2 separate regions of the Homo sapiens genome follow, and region 1 is linked to region 2. A link is a contact called in ENCODE Hi-C data. All regions are on one chromosome and are shown on one strand. The core of a region is the stretch at or near the end of the contact, and the rest is flanking DNA. Distances in the headings are between cores, read along the strand shown. Region 1 holds the start of GDAP2 (ganglioside induced differentiation associated protein 2). Region 2 holds the start of LRIF1 (ligand dependent nuclear receptor interacting factor 1).

Region 1 (7,408 bases), core at 3,933-6,432, 7.0 Mb after region 2:
ATGTTGCTGCAAAGGACATGATCTCATGAAGTTTTTTGAGAAGTTTTTCAGTATGGTTTTCACGTTTGTTGTCAAACAAAACAAGCATGCCCTTCCACAATACATTCCGTGATGTTTCCTGCTGAGAGACATGGGATGCTAATTGGAACAAAACATGGATCTAGTGAAATATGCTAATTCCTAAATCAACACTGCGGAACAGGAAATGTGATCATTTATATAACAATTTCAGAAAGGCCTTGTAGGTTAAACAATGATAAATTTGTATGAGAAGACTATTCTTATTTGACACTAAATACACCTTTGAAATTACTTTGAAATAAAGAAATTAATTTTACCTAAAAGTTGGTGTTTAGTCCATCAAATTGGTCTTTCCACAAGTTTTGTTGATCTGTTCATAAGTATTCAGACTTGAAATAGACAAGCTGAACAGAGGACAAATGAAGACTATATACTCTTCTATCATGGTTAAATTGCCTCATGCTCAATGGAATGACGCTTGACAAAAGTTCATAATTTCAAAAAATTACCTGCAGATTTTTTATGACAATGAGTCATTGTCATAAAAAAGCTCTTAGCTATAATCTAAAAACAAATCCATTAAACACAAACACAGTTTTCAGTTTGTAAACTTGAATGCCAACTTTCAGGACAAAATTGCTTTTTTAAGATAACTTTTCTTTCTGACTCTAAGTAATACATGCTTACAGAACATTTGAAAAATACCAAATCGGTTGGACGCAGTGGCTCACACCTGTAATCCCAGCAGTTTGGGAGGCTGAGGCGGGGAGATCACTTGAGCCCAGGAGTTCAAGACCAGCTTGGGCAACATAGTGAGACCCCATTTCTACAAGAATACAAAAAACTAGCCAGGTGTGGTGGCATGCATCTGTAGTCCCAGCTACTCAGGTGGCTGAGGTAGGAGGATTGCTTGAGCCCAGGAGGCAGAGATTGCAGTGAGCTGAGATCACACCACTGCACTCCAGCACGGTGACAGAGCAAAACCCTATCTCAAAAAAGAAACAAAACAAAAAGAAGGAAAAGAAACCAAAATTAAGGGGGAGGAAAAAATTCCTCAACTTTTGATGTAGTTACTACCTTTTTCTGTGATAGGTAAAATCATACTGGTACAATTTTGAATCCAGTTTCTTTAGTATTTTAAGGTAAATATTTCCACACACAATTACACAGTGAGGCAGAGACAGTATGGTTCGATGTGAGAATTTGGACTCTGTTATCATAGGGTCTGAGTTTGGATCCAGGACCATCATCTAATAGTTTTGTTATCTTTGACTCTGAACCAGTTTTTTAATTTCTAAAATAAGGGTAATTCTCCTAAGATTATTGTGAGCATTCAATGAGATAACTGGTGTCAAAACTGCATAGGAGAACAATTACCTTAACTTCCCTCCAACTCAAAATCATTCACTGTTTCCAACTTCCAAGTGACGATTTGAGGGTATATTCCACACGTTTAAGCCCACCAAATCACTTTAATTTAATCAATTTCCTTCATTTGACCATTTCTCCTCTTAAGAGAGTGTTACAACATAAATTCTCCTTTTACAATTACATCTTGGCTTTTTCCTTCCTCTCAATCCTCCTGTTCTCAAAAAGGTTTTCCTCCTTTATTTCTTCTACTTCATTTCTTCTTCAGAATACTAAACTCCTTTTTACCACTTGACTTTTTAAGAGTAATTTGTTTTGTAGCTCTACTTCCTCTTCGTACATTTGCCCAACCTACTGCAGTTTTGCTTCCGCTCTACAGCTATACGAAAACTACTCTATTCAACAATAACTTCCCAAATGTCAAATCCAAGAATTAATCCAATTTTATCCACATTTATTACTGATCATTTCCTCCTCAAAACTCTATTATCTTCTTTGACATTATACCCTGGTGGTTCTCCTATATCCCTGATCATACCTGGTCAGTAGAGTTTGTTGGATCCTTTTCCTAGCTTTTAAGTAATTGTGACCCACAAGATATTGGATGTTAAATAAGTAAAAGTAATGCTCATAGCTCTTATTGTAGGACAAAATTTAATGGCATTTTATGAAGTGTCACAGTATTTAACAGAGGTTGAATTCTTTTTCAACTCCATCTCTAAACAGAATTGATGTTTCTCACCAAAAAGAGGTTTGAATCTCTCCTTCCCCTAAACACATATACACCTTAGTAATACATACAGTAAATGGAGCCACAAACCCAAGCTAGGCAGAAAAACCTGATCCCTGAGAGAACAGTGGTTTTTAACATTCTCAAGGTCACAGGCCCCTTTGAGAATCACATGAAAGATACAGATCCTTTCACTCCCCAGAATATTTGTATATGAGCTCATACAAGTAGATTTGTAAATAAATTTGAATTAGAATCTCAGTGATAGAATGCAAACAGATTGCTTAAGTGACAAAGGGAGGAGGAGAAGGCTCCTACACCCAGTAATCTATAGCCACAGCCAGAATTTTTGCTAACATTAAAGGAGAGCAAGACTGTCCACTGAAAATCAGTTGATCAGCTCTGTACTTTTAATAAGTTCATAAACAAACACTAAGCCCTAGTTAAAAAAAAAAAGGCTCTTGAAGCAAGACATTAATTTCCAAGGATCAAAAAGTCTACATGGGACAAACAGAAGATTCCATAATGAATCAAATCTATTTCCATATCCATATGATCTTCAGTACTTTAGTGAAGAGGACCTAAAGACAAAGATAACCCACTATGTATCTTTTATAATTCAAATGGTGCAGTGTAAACAGCTCTCATTACACTGTAACTTGTTTTTTTTTTCCTCAAATCCTGTCATCTTTTAGTTTAAGAAGTCCTTTAAATACTGCTTAATATGAATAATTGGATTGGCTAGAGAGATCAGATTTTATTGTTCAAAACTGGGCAAAATTGGGCATAATACCTTGGATCACCATCTCAAAAAAAACTTTTTTTCTGGATAGAAAGAAAATGATATCATTTAAGAGAGAAAAATGGTAACTTTTAACCTGTTTACCTGTCTTTCAAAATGCTTACATTGATCAGACCAGCCTGGATAACAACAGTACAAAGAGAGCTGGTGCATGCACTTGACCGCCATTAATTACCGGGTTTACCATTCTTTATGACTTTGTATTTCAATATTTAACAGTTCAGAGTACATGAGGATATGTGTGCATACCATACTTAAGAATCATTTTATGCCACCATCCAACACCATACTTAAGAATCATTTTATGCCATCAGAAAGACATTTTTTAAAAAAGATTTTCAGATTGGAAGACTAACTGAAGTAGTCAAATATGTCAACAATAAATACAGTATAACAAGAACATTCCTAAGCTTGTCAATGGCTTGGGTCAAATTTAACATCATAATTCAAAAGCACCCAAAGAACATATCCTAACAGTAAATTAGTAGTACCCCTTCATATTAAATGAACTGCACTATGTTTTAATTGTAAATATTGATATATTAGGCATTTTGAAACTTAAATAAGGAAGTAGAGTTACATCCTTGAAACATTGTATAAGGAATTTTGTAAGATGCATTACCTTACCACTCACAGTTGCTCTGATACCAACTCTTATTAAAATCATTTTTTTCCATCTGTGGTTGTCCCATCCCATAATATTTAATAATATTAAGATAGTTTTTTAAGAAAAGGTAAAATCATGACTCATTCAAATATAAAACCAAACCCGTGTTCAAGATTTTATTTAACTCAAAATGGAACCAGGCAGAGAAGATAAAGAAAATCCCAGAATTAGACACCTTAGAGCAGGAATATTGAAATAAATGTGCAAAAGGAGGCAAAACTTCCACTGAATCTCTGAGAGAATTCGCATGTCTTGACAATAATTATTTAGCATTGATGTCACTTACCTAGTTTACGTAACTGAAAAATAGCTTTTTTAGAATTAGTTATTCCAAGGGGTGTTAAGATAGAATCTAAACTATGTAGTTTTCCATTGAAGCACACACTTCTCCCCATAATAATATAATGCACAGCACCTGTCAGGGATATTAACCATACATACCCACTCAAATGCTCCCTTTCCCACCAAGCTTATTAAAATAATAGTTTGTGGCCACAATTTCTTCCCTTCTCATTTATCCAATACACAGCAATCTTGTTTCAAAACTCCTATGCTGCTACAGCTGTCCACAGTCTCATCATACGCATTCTTTGCTATTGCAATTTTCTTGAATATGGAAGATTAGCTGAACATGCATTAAGCTCAGGAAACTCTAAAGAAAATCAGATAATGTAGACAAAAGTCTAATTTCTAGGCTGGCTGCAGATACCTTGTTCAAGAAGCGCCGGCAGGATCTTCTTTTGTACAGCTATGTTAGCTTTAATTTTGCACAGCTCTAGACATCAGAACTCATTTCTAAACACTTCTATGCAGCTCAAGAATAAAAGTAGCAGAAATGCAAGAGAGAAAAGCTAATTCCCACTTGGTGAAAGAGCACTTAAGTCTCAGTGAGCAAACAAGGAGGAGTCAGCCTTGGTCACTTCCCCCTCAAGCGGCCAGAGAGCGGAAACACAAAGCCAGGCCAGTGTCACTCCAGGGATTGCGGGAACCTAGACAACGCACCATCCTGGGCTCAGCGTCTACCCACCCCTCACCCGAGGTGCTCTCGGTTCCGTAGAATGTCCAGTCCACAGGAACGGCAACACGGACTTGTCTTTGGGACTACAACCAGCAAGAGCTCCCGCCTGCCCCATTTCACCTGCACCCTAGGGCGCCCGCCTCCTTGGCTACAGCACCACTGTTCCTAGTGCCCGCCGACTGCCCACCCTTTCACTTCTCGTAGAGACGGCGTCCCCGACAACGCCTCGGGAAAGAACCTAACCAACATGCGAGGAAGTGGCGCCAGGCTCGTTCTTCAAGAGAAGTGACAGAACTAACCCTCAGCCTGCAATCCTGACCAGGGCCGAGTCCCGAGCGCCTCGGACCGCGCCCCCGGCCCTCTCCGCCCCGCCTTCCCTCCCGGCCTCAGTCCCTCCTCTCACAGCACTCTGGTGGTCCCATCCGGGCGGCGGGCGGCACGGATCAGGCTCCTGGTAGAAGGCGGCCGAGCGACATCTCCGGCGACCCTCAGCAGGAGCGCGCCGAGTACGGCGAGTCAAAGTCCCAGGAGACTGGAGTGACCAGCTGCAAATGCTCTGGGCTGCGAAACACCGGCTTCCGCTCCTGGCCAGAGCTCACCAATCAGCGCCCGGCTTTCTCCGTCATTTCCTCCTAGAAGGCAAAGGGAACCTCTGGCGGAAGAGGCTTCCGGAACGGACCCGGAAGGGGCAGGTCTTGTGGGCGGGTCCAATCGGCTGGGAGCCTCGTGGAGGCTGAGGTGAGTCCTGGAGGTGCGTGGTTGGGGCGGAGAGCATTATCTGCGGCTCCGATTTTGCAGATTCTGGCTGAGGCGTTCGTGATGTCAGCAGCAGCCGAGACGGGCGTGTTAAAGGCCGGTTGCTAGGGCTGGGGGAACTCAGGTAACTACGGGCGTCCCCACAGCAGTACTTGGAAGCCCCTCAGCTACTCGGCGCGGTTGCGGGTGCTGAGCAGAGCTGCCTGACCGTGCGTGTGCACGGGCTGGCCTGAGGATGATATGACCGTGTGTTCGGTGTGTGGAACCCTCCGTCACCCTCCCCTGACCGAAGACTCGTTTAGGAATGTGTGGCAGGTCTGTTGCCACGGTCCAGGCCTTCAGTGCATCTTGGAAACATCGTTTTGGGGGCTGTAGGTTAGGAAGCGGAGATCATGGGGTCTCGGAAGAAGGTTTGGTCGTGAACTGTCAGAAAGGAGGCGAAAGCTGTGCACGTGGAACAAAGTGAACAGTGCAAGTTGTATGGGAGGTAGTTTAAATATCGAGGCGATGAAAAAAGGCTGCTAGAATTGGGCTTACTCGAAAGGAAGTGGGCCTCAGAAGATAATATTAGTTAAAAGAAGTAGAGGAGAACATGGATGTTATTCTAAGTAAAACGAATAATATGAAGAATACAAGGTCGCGGGACGAGGAAGGAAACTAGCCAGCCTGACAGGAAGGTTTATTCGAGAAATACGGGGGTTAGATAGGATGAGTTTTTGGAAACTGGCAAACGATTTAGCCTTTTCAAGGCTTTAGGATAGGGAAAGCTCATTTGAAAAGATTAGTCGGTAGTATTATGACGTTTAAATGAAAAGAGTGAAAAACATGGAGGCGGAGGTGCTAGGTGGAAAATCAGTGCAGTAATCCAGTGATAAAGAGCTGGAACTGAAAGTGCTGGAGAGAAAGGGATCCTGTTTCAGAGTAACAGTCAGGTGGAATTGACTAAAGAGAAAGAGGCAAAGAGAAGCAGTTTAGCATAGTGGTTAAAAGCAGAAATTTTGGAGTTAGACTGGCTGGATTGGGATCTGGCTTTGGCAATTAGCTGCTAAATGACTTTGAGTTAGCAATTTGCCATCTCTGGGTCTGAGTTCCTTGTCTGTAAAATAGAGATAGGAAGAGTGACTTCCCTTGTGGTGTTATTGTGGAGAATTTGTTTATTTATTTTTAGAGACAGAGTCTCACTGTCACCCAGGCTGGAGTGCAGTGGCGTGATCATAGCTCACTGCAACCTCGAACTTCTGGACTCAAGTGATCTTTCTGCCTCAGCCTCCCCGAGTGCGTCACCATGCCTGGTTAATTTTTTAAAAAATGTTTTGTAGAGATAGGTTCTTGCTGTGTTGCCTATGTTGGTCTGAAACTCTTGACTCCTAGGCCTTGGCCTCCCAAAGTGCTGGCATTACAGGCATGAGCCACCATACCAGGTCCTTATGGATAATTTTTTTATGCTCATATTTACAATGTGCTAGAGGCTTTTCTAAGTGCTTTGCATATGTTAGCTCGGTTTCATTAATTGCTGTATGTAATTAAACAATTGCATAATGTTATCAGTTACTATAGCGTAAGCACTCTCTAAATCTTGGCTGCTATAATAATATTTTTTTATTAATAATTCAAAGGTTATTAAATGGTTTTGAGCCTGAAGAGCTGGGAAAATTGTGTCTTAGTGTCAGAAGAAAAGAGAGGGGTACCAGAAGTAAGGTAGGCTTGGTTATAGACATGTTAAATGTGAAACTATAAGGTATTCAAGTGGAGATGTTCAGTAAATATTGGAAACTCTATAATTAGTATTCATGTAGGTGGAAAGGACTGGAAATAGACAGATGGGAGTCCCTGGACCTAGGCATGCTATATGAATTCTCCAAGGAAAACACTGTAGAAGGAGGTGGTAGATGGCCAAAGACAGACAAACATAAGGAACAACTACAGAGTCTGGAGGAATAAGAGGAATTGGGAAAGAATTAATCAAATGGCCTAGGCTAAGAGCATTATCACCATGTTAATATTATCTTTCCTTGATTTTAAATTGGCTTTATGTTGGTTCCTGTG
Region 2 (6,862 bases), core at 3,240-5,739:
GTAAGATAAGGTCTTTTAAAAATGTAATGAGAAATATGGCCGGGTGCAGTGGCTCATGCTTGTAATCCCAGCACCTTGGGAGGCTGAGGTGGGCGGATCATGAGGTCAAGAGATCGAGACCATCCTGGCCAACATGGTGAAACCCCGTCTCTACTAAAAATACAAAAATTAGCCGGGCGTGGTGGCACACGCCTGTAGTCCCAGCTACTTGGGAGGCTGAGGCAGGAGAATCACTTGAACCCAGGAGGTCGAGGTTGCAGCGAGCCACTGCACTCCACCTGGCGACAGAGCGAGACTCCATCTCAAAAAAAAAAAAAAAAAAAAAAGAATGAGAAATTTAATAAAAAGGCACATTAAACATATTGGTAATGTTATATAACTTCTGACATTTTTTACTATTCTAATATTGATATGAGGCATTCATATATTAGAAATAGACTAATAAAAATGTTGAAGGCTGATGAACATTTTATAGATATTTTTGCAAAATATATTTTTTTCAACTGCTAGGAAATCCTTTTCTTACTATCTATGACATAACATTATATACATATAGAACATAATATATCTAAGTACATAACATAGTTATCTATCCAATAATATGTACCATGTATTGCGTACATGATAGATATACCAGTTGTTACTAACTCTAATCCTAATAAACAGTCAAGAAAGTTATGAACTGCCATTCCCATTTTATACTTGAGAAAATGGAGATTTGGAAACATTTAATAACTTACTTAGAATTACACACTCCCCTTGAGAAAGCTTATCTACTTTCTATATTTACTTTAGCATAACCCCATTATAACAGGGTCCAAAAAATTCAAATGTATAAACTAAGAGATTAATGACAGATTTCATTTAGACTCTATAGTATGTGTGTCTGTCTCTCCCTCACACACACACAGACACACTCAAATCACAAAATAAAACACTGTACACAACAAAATGCATACTGAACTGACAATGAAGCATCATCATTCCAGTCAAACCAAACCCCCTGCTGAGAACACTTAAGTTTAGCTCCCCATTTGAATACAAATGGTTATGGGAAGATAGCTGCCAATGGCCAATCACATGATGTCTTAATTCTTATTATTGTAGGATATATAATCACAGGCTTTCATTATAGTACCTCTAAGGTGATGCTTCCCAAATCTCTAGTCTCAGCTCTGACTCAGCCTGAGTTTCATATTCAAATATCTGACTGCTTTCTTGATGTGTTCCTCATCTCAGTTAATTTACCAATATCCACCCAGAAAACTGGCATCATAATTGATCCCCCTTTCTTCCTGCCAATTCATTAACGAAGTCGGTCTATTTTCCCTTCTATATTTCTTTGAATCCAACCCCTACTGTACTGTACCAGCTAGTTCAGGCCCTCAGAATTTCTGAAAAGACAACTGAAATAGGATCCTTATATGTAGATCACTCACCCTCAAATCCAGACTGCCAACGTTATCTAAAATGTACACCTGTGTCAGTCTTTTTCTTAAAATACTCTGACCTATTTCCAATAGATGAAGTCTAATCTCCTTAGCAGGGCAAACAGAACCCTTAAGAGCTATCTATCTATCCTACTTGTACAGAATCAAGCAACAAGTATCAATCATAAACCATACACGTCCTTTATTTACCAGTTCTCTGCATAAGCATATCCTGCTTTTATCTTTAACTGGATAGCTGATACTTATGTTTCCCAACTCAGCTGTTCTTGGAATCTTTCTTCCAACTCCCTTTCTCTACTCTCTTCCTTTACTACATCAACTCTACTTTCCTCCTCCTCCACCATGACTGTAAGGTTTTCCCTGGCAACAGCCCATATCCTATTATTAATCAGTCTTCCCATTTAGCACAGTCTATCACATAGATAGTAGGCACTAAATGAATGTTTTTTCATCAAATGTTTAAACTGTATTGATAGTAAGTGGTAAGCTAGGATATGAACCCAAGTCTCTATGACTTAAAAGGTTCTTTCCACTATAGCGTTCTGACTCCTGCTTTATTCTTCGACAATAAAACCCAAATCAATATAAATTAAATGCATACCATCACAAATATCTTCCAGATTTTTCCTTTGTACTCTAAGATTAAATTTGGGTTTTACATGTGATGTTCTGATGAATTAAGAGATACTTCAAACAATATACAACAATATACAATTCTGTATTATGCTACTGAAAAATTTTAAATAAGCAGTAACAGGAAATATTTAAGCTACAAACAATAAGAAAATCATAGTCATTTAAGTTATAAAAATAAATGATTTAGTACCATCAAACATGTTACCAGAAAAATAAGAAAACTAAGTTTCCAATAAACTACAAGGGCCGTTAATATTATTTACAAAATTATATTTGGATGTTTTATTACTTACAGAACAGAATGGAATCAAATACGCAACCATTAACCAAAGTAAATGTCGAAGCTTCAGAAAGTCATCTGGTAAATGTCCCAAATATATGATGTAAAACCTCAATGATTTAAATAAATACATTCAAAAATAATAAAAACAATGCATAAATCAATGAGTTAATGAACTCAAAATGACTTATGAATGTAATTTGTAATTTAAAAATCTCCAAATCCCCAAAAGGATTAGAAACTGGATAACAGAGTTAAGGGTACACACACACACACACACACACACACACACACACAAAGTAAAGTTGTTTATCTTACTTTTTGTATTTAAAAATGCAATCCTAAAACAAATTTTCTATAAATTAAGCTAAGTCAGAAGTCAGTAAGTATTCAGGTACTAAAATAAGGCTGCAGAAATTAATCATTTAAAAAGTAATTCTACTTTCTCATATGTACACAGGGCACTCTCTGCCCCTTCCCCCAAACTTCCACCACAAAATTAAAAAAAAGAAAAAAGAAAAAAACACACAAGTACACCAAAAAATGGCTCTTTTTATGATTTGAAATACAATGGTTCTATCTTGACAGTTCAACAGAATTTTGGCTCATTACTATTAGTGACCATTTCCTTTTATAATATTGCTTTTAAGGACTCACCATTACTTACGGTCTTTATTGCAATGGAGTTTTCTACTTGCAATTAAAGAAAACTACCTGCTGGGCTAAAATCTGTACAGAATTAAAGTTGTATGCTTATAATAGTAATAGTTAACATTTAAATTGTGCTTTACTATTTTCCTACACGACGTATTTTACATTATTTCATTCTCCTAATCTTTAAAATATTTCTAAGTGCTATTATTTACAGACTGGAAACAGGTACCTGGCCTCACAAATGCTAACTAGCAAAGTTGAGATTAACCCCAGGTAGCTTGATTTTCTTCAAACGAAAATCCTCTTCCATGAGTTTTGCATCTTAGTTCTTCATTTTCTTATTAGAGTCTGCAGACCCTATTTTTTCCTCATCACTTAATCTACTAACCATGTGAGAGTACAAGTGAAAATATTCTGCTTTAGCTAACATTGTTTCCAATTCATTTCCTTGTAATACAATTTAAAAAAAAAAACCCAAAAACTAAGTTACTGATCATCTATTTTCTAACTTTACAAGAATATCTTCCTTAGAAATACTGGACTCTCCTCATGCCAAATATAAATAGCCAATGAAATGGCACTTCATTACACCCTACTTCAAAAAGGCTGTTCAAAAGGACTGACTTTACACGAGGATTTCTCCAGTCTTACTTCTCTCTCTTCACATAAAACTATTACTTGAAATTTTAAATATTCGATCTCCTCATTCTAAAGCCCTTTTTCTTCAATCACACACCCTTTCTGTCTCACTATTAAAATCTATTTTCACTGAAGGTCCAGCGCCACCAGGGCTGCACTTGCTAATCCGTGCTGACTGCTGCGTTTCTGCGTGTGCGTGAGAATCTTCCAGAAGGTTTGAGTCACATAAGAGCGTCGGCCATCTTGGTTTTCATCTCCCGTGGAGATCTACTCGGTCCGCCTATTAAACTTGAGACGCTGGGGTCCCGCGGAGCCGCTGTGTCAGGCTCTAAAGAGGTTTTACATTTCCCAGAGGAAAGCGCTCTATGGGCTTTAAGCGCCGCGGAGACAAGCGCTTCCCGCCTGGGTGGCGCACTCTGCGGGCTCCAACTCCTCTCAACTACACAGCGTCCGGAAACGACGGCCGACTCCACATCCCTAAGACGGACAGAGGGGCAGCCGTGGGGAGGATTCGAAACCGGTACTTACCAACGCGAGGCGTTGCCTGAATTTTCCTCTGCGGGTTTCAGGAAGACCCTCCGTAGGTTATTTGACATTTTAGTGGGGAGAAAGGGGACACCTCATCCAGAAAAGTGGGAAGCGTGGGGCCGAGTTTCCCAATGGGGCGAGAACCAGAGCGAGGGAATGTTGGGCTGGAGTTGCCCACAGCAACTGTGAGGGGTTCGACCTTAACGGAGGGCGACAGCGGGCTCTCGAGAGGGTGTATCCCCAGGCTTCGGGACGAGGTCGCGCACCGCGCAGAAACCGGAAGGCTCCTGGCGGTGGACTGCGCCCTCACAGCCCTACGCTGAGAGAGAATCGGCGTGAGTCTCCGCCCTCAGAGCCTACGACAACTCTCCAGACTCCGCCGGAGCAGGCGCAGGGGGCGTGGCCTTGGTGGCACCACCCCCAACAGAGCCTGGTCAGTGCTGAAGACTGCGTCAGTCTGGCTCTGCCGCCCCGCCCACTGAAGCCGATAGCTGGAGCAAAGCTCGGTCGGGCGTCTTCCGGGGTCGTCACGTCCGGTTGCCAAGGTGACTGGCTCGCTAAAGCCCAACCCTTATGATGCAATCCAATGGCAAGTGATATTTGCTATCTTTTCTTCCGGATCAAGGAACAAATCGCAAAAGAAAGCTCTCCCGACACCTACGCAAAATAAAATGTTTCCGGGGTCAATCATAAATTTTCTGCTTCTGTGCTCGCCGCTAGCGTACGTTTTTCTCTCCCGTCAGTGCATTAAAAGACATCGGCGCGCTTTTTTGGAGTCATGCACTTCTGGCCTGAGAAAACTTAAAACGCCTGCCTGTGGCCAGCGATTATTGTTGCTGCTTCTCTGAAGGTTTCCCATTTACTCCTCTTTCCTGAAGCTTTGCCTCTAGACTTACTTAACTCTTTCCTCCAGCCTACGTTCATCGAAACTATCACTTATTGTCATATAGACCTTTATTTCTGAAGGGAGATCTGGGAGTTGCATCAGAACATCCATTGTATTCATTAAATCATTTATTCAGCTGTCCATTGCAGTTGATGCTCTTTATCTCACACTATTTGAGAATTTTTCCTCGCAGCACTATTAATTAGTCCCTCATCTTGACGCCATTGGCAATATACTTTCCTGGTTTTGCTCCTACCTTTTTGTCTACACCTTCTCAATCTCTTTTGAAGATATCTCCCTTTTCAAGGGAGTTCCTTTCAGCTTGATCACTGATTCTCTTATGTTTTCAAACTGTCTTGTCTCGATTCGTGGTTTTATTCATGCTCCTGGATTGAATTACCACCTCCACCCATTATTTTACCACCAAACACATGTATGTCCTTGGCACTGATTTAAGTGTTTTACAAAATTAATTTACTCCTAACAGCTAATAAAATAATTATTATATGCAGATGAAGTAACTGATGCTCAGAGAGGGTGAACAAATTTTTAGAGGTCATAGAGCTTGTGAGTGATGGAGCCAGGCTCCAAATCCAGGTTGTCTGGCTAAACACACCATGTACTACTGCATTATGCTGCCGTGTGACTCATAAATTTATGTTCCCAGTTCTGATTTCTCTGAGATCTATACCTGGATGTTCAAGTGAATTGTTGAGATATCCTTTTTGCTATTTTAAAAGCCCCTTCAAATGAAACATGTTCAAAACCACACTTATGACTTGCTTCTCTTCCCCCCACTACACGTTTTCTTTTATCAGTGCTATCTCAGAAAGAAAGAAAGAAATAACTTCCTTCCATTAAAGTTGCCTAAATCCCAGTGTCATCCTTAACACTTTCCTTTTTTTATTCCAAAATATACAATTCACCAACTTTTGCAGATTTTATCTTCTAAATATCTTACAAGTCTGCTTTATATTTCTATTACTACTACTGTAGAGCAAGCTTACTTGGTCTAGTAAAGCTTTAACGGATACCCTCATATCCACTCCTTTTTTATTTATTTATTTTTTTAGAGGGAGTCTCACTCTGTCACCCAGGCTGGAGTGCAGTGGGCAATCTCAGCTCACTGCAAGCTCCGCCTCCTGGGTTCACGCCATTCTCCTGCCTCAGCCTCCTGAGTAGCTGGGACTACAGGCGCCCGCCACCACACCCAGCTAATTTTTTGTATTTTAATTAGAGATGGGGTTTCACTGTGTTAGCCAGGATGGACTCGATCTCCTGACCTCCTGATCTCCCCGCCTCAGCCTCCCAAAGTGATGGGATTACAGGCGTGAGCCTCATATCCACTCTTGTATTCCTGTAAATGCTGCAGCCAGAGATACCATATGGAAACACAAATCTGATGGTGTCATCTCACTGCATTAAAAAAAAAAATCAGTTTCCCCATTGCTCTTATGATAAGGATCAAAATCCTTGATTCTTTTCCTTTTTTTCTTTTTCTTTTTTCTTTTCTTTTTTTCTTTTTCTTTTTTAGACAGGGTCTCACTCTGTCACCCCAGACTGGAGTACAGTGGCGTGATTTCAGCTCACTGCAATCTCCATCTCCTGGATTCAAGCGATTCTCGTGCCTCAGTCTCCCGAGTAGCTGGGATTACAGGTGCGCACTACCACGCCTGGCTCATTTTTTGTATTTTTAATAGAGACAGGGTTTCACCATGTTGGCTAGGCTGGTGTCTAACTCCTGACCGCAAATGATCTGTCTGCCTTGGCCTCCAAACGTGCTGGGAT

What was found. Hi-C counts contacts between places; a loop is a spot of excess contacts on that map. Pooled maps may share reads with other maps.
Region 1: a pooled map shows a loop between it and region 2 (8-fold over the local background). The contact joins the promoter of GDAP2 here to the promoter of LRIF1 in region 2. A Hi-C loop is called at or near these places in 6 of 50 pooled maps.

Annotation. Positions count from the first base shown.
Region 1 is chr1:117,924,439-117,931,846 of GRCh38, forward strand. It overlaps GDAP2 (ganglioside induced differentiation associated protein 2), which reads right to left and starts at 5,183. Exons shown (of 14, transcript NM_017686.4): 1 at 5,010-5,183. WDR3 (WD repeat domain 3) reads left to right here and starts at 5,301. Exons shown (of 27, transcript NM_006784.3): 1 at 5,301-5,344. RefSeq lists enhancers at 5,108-5,402, 5,284-5,453.
Region 2 is chr1:110,959,433-110,966,294 of GRCh38, forward strand. It overlaps LRIF1 (ligand dependent nuclear receptor interacting factor 1), which reads right to left and starts at 4,490. Exons shown (of 4, transcript NM_018372.4): 1 at 4,189-4,490. The coding sequence starts at 4,256. RefSeq lists enhancers at 4,078-4,614, 4,149-4,358.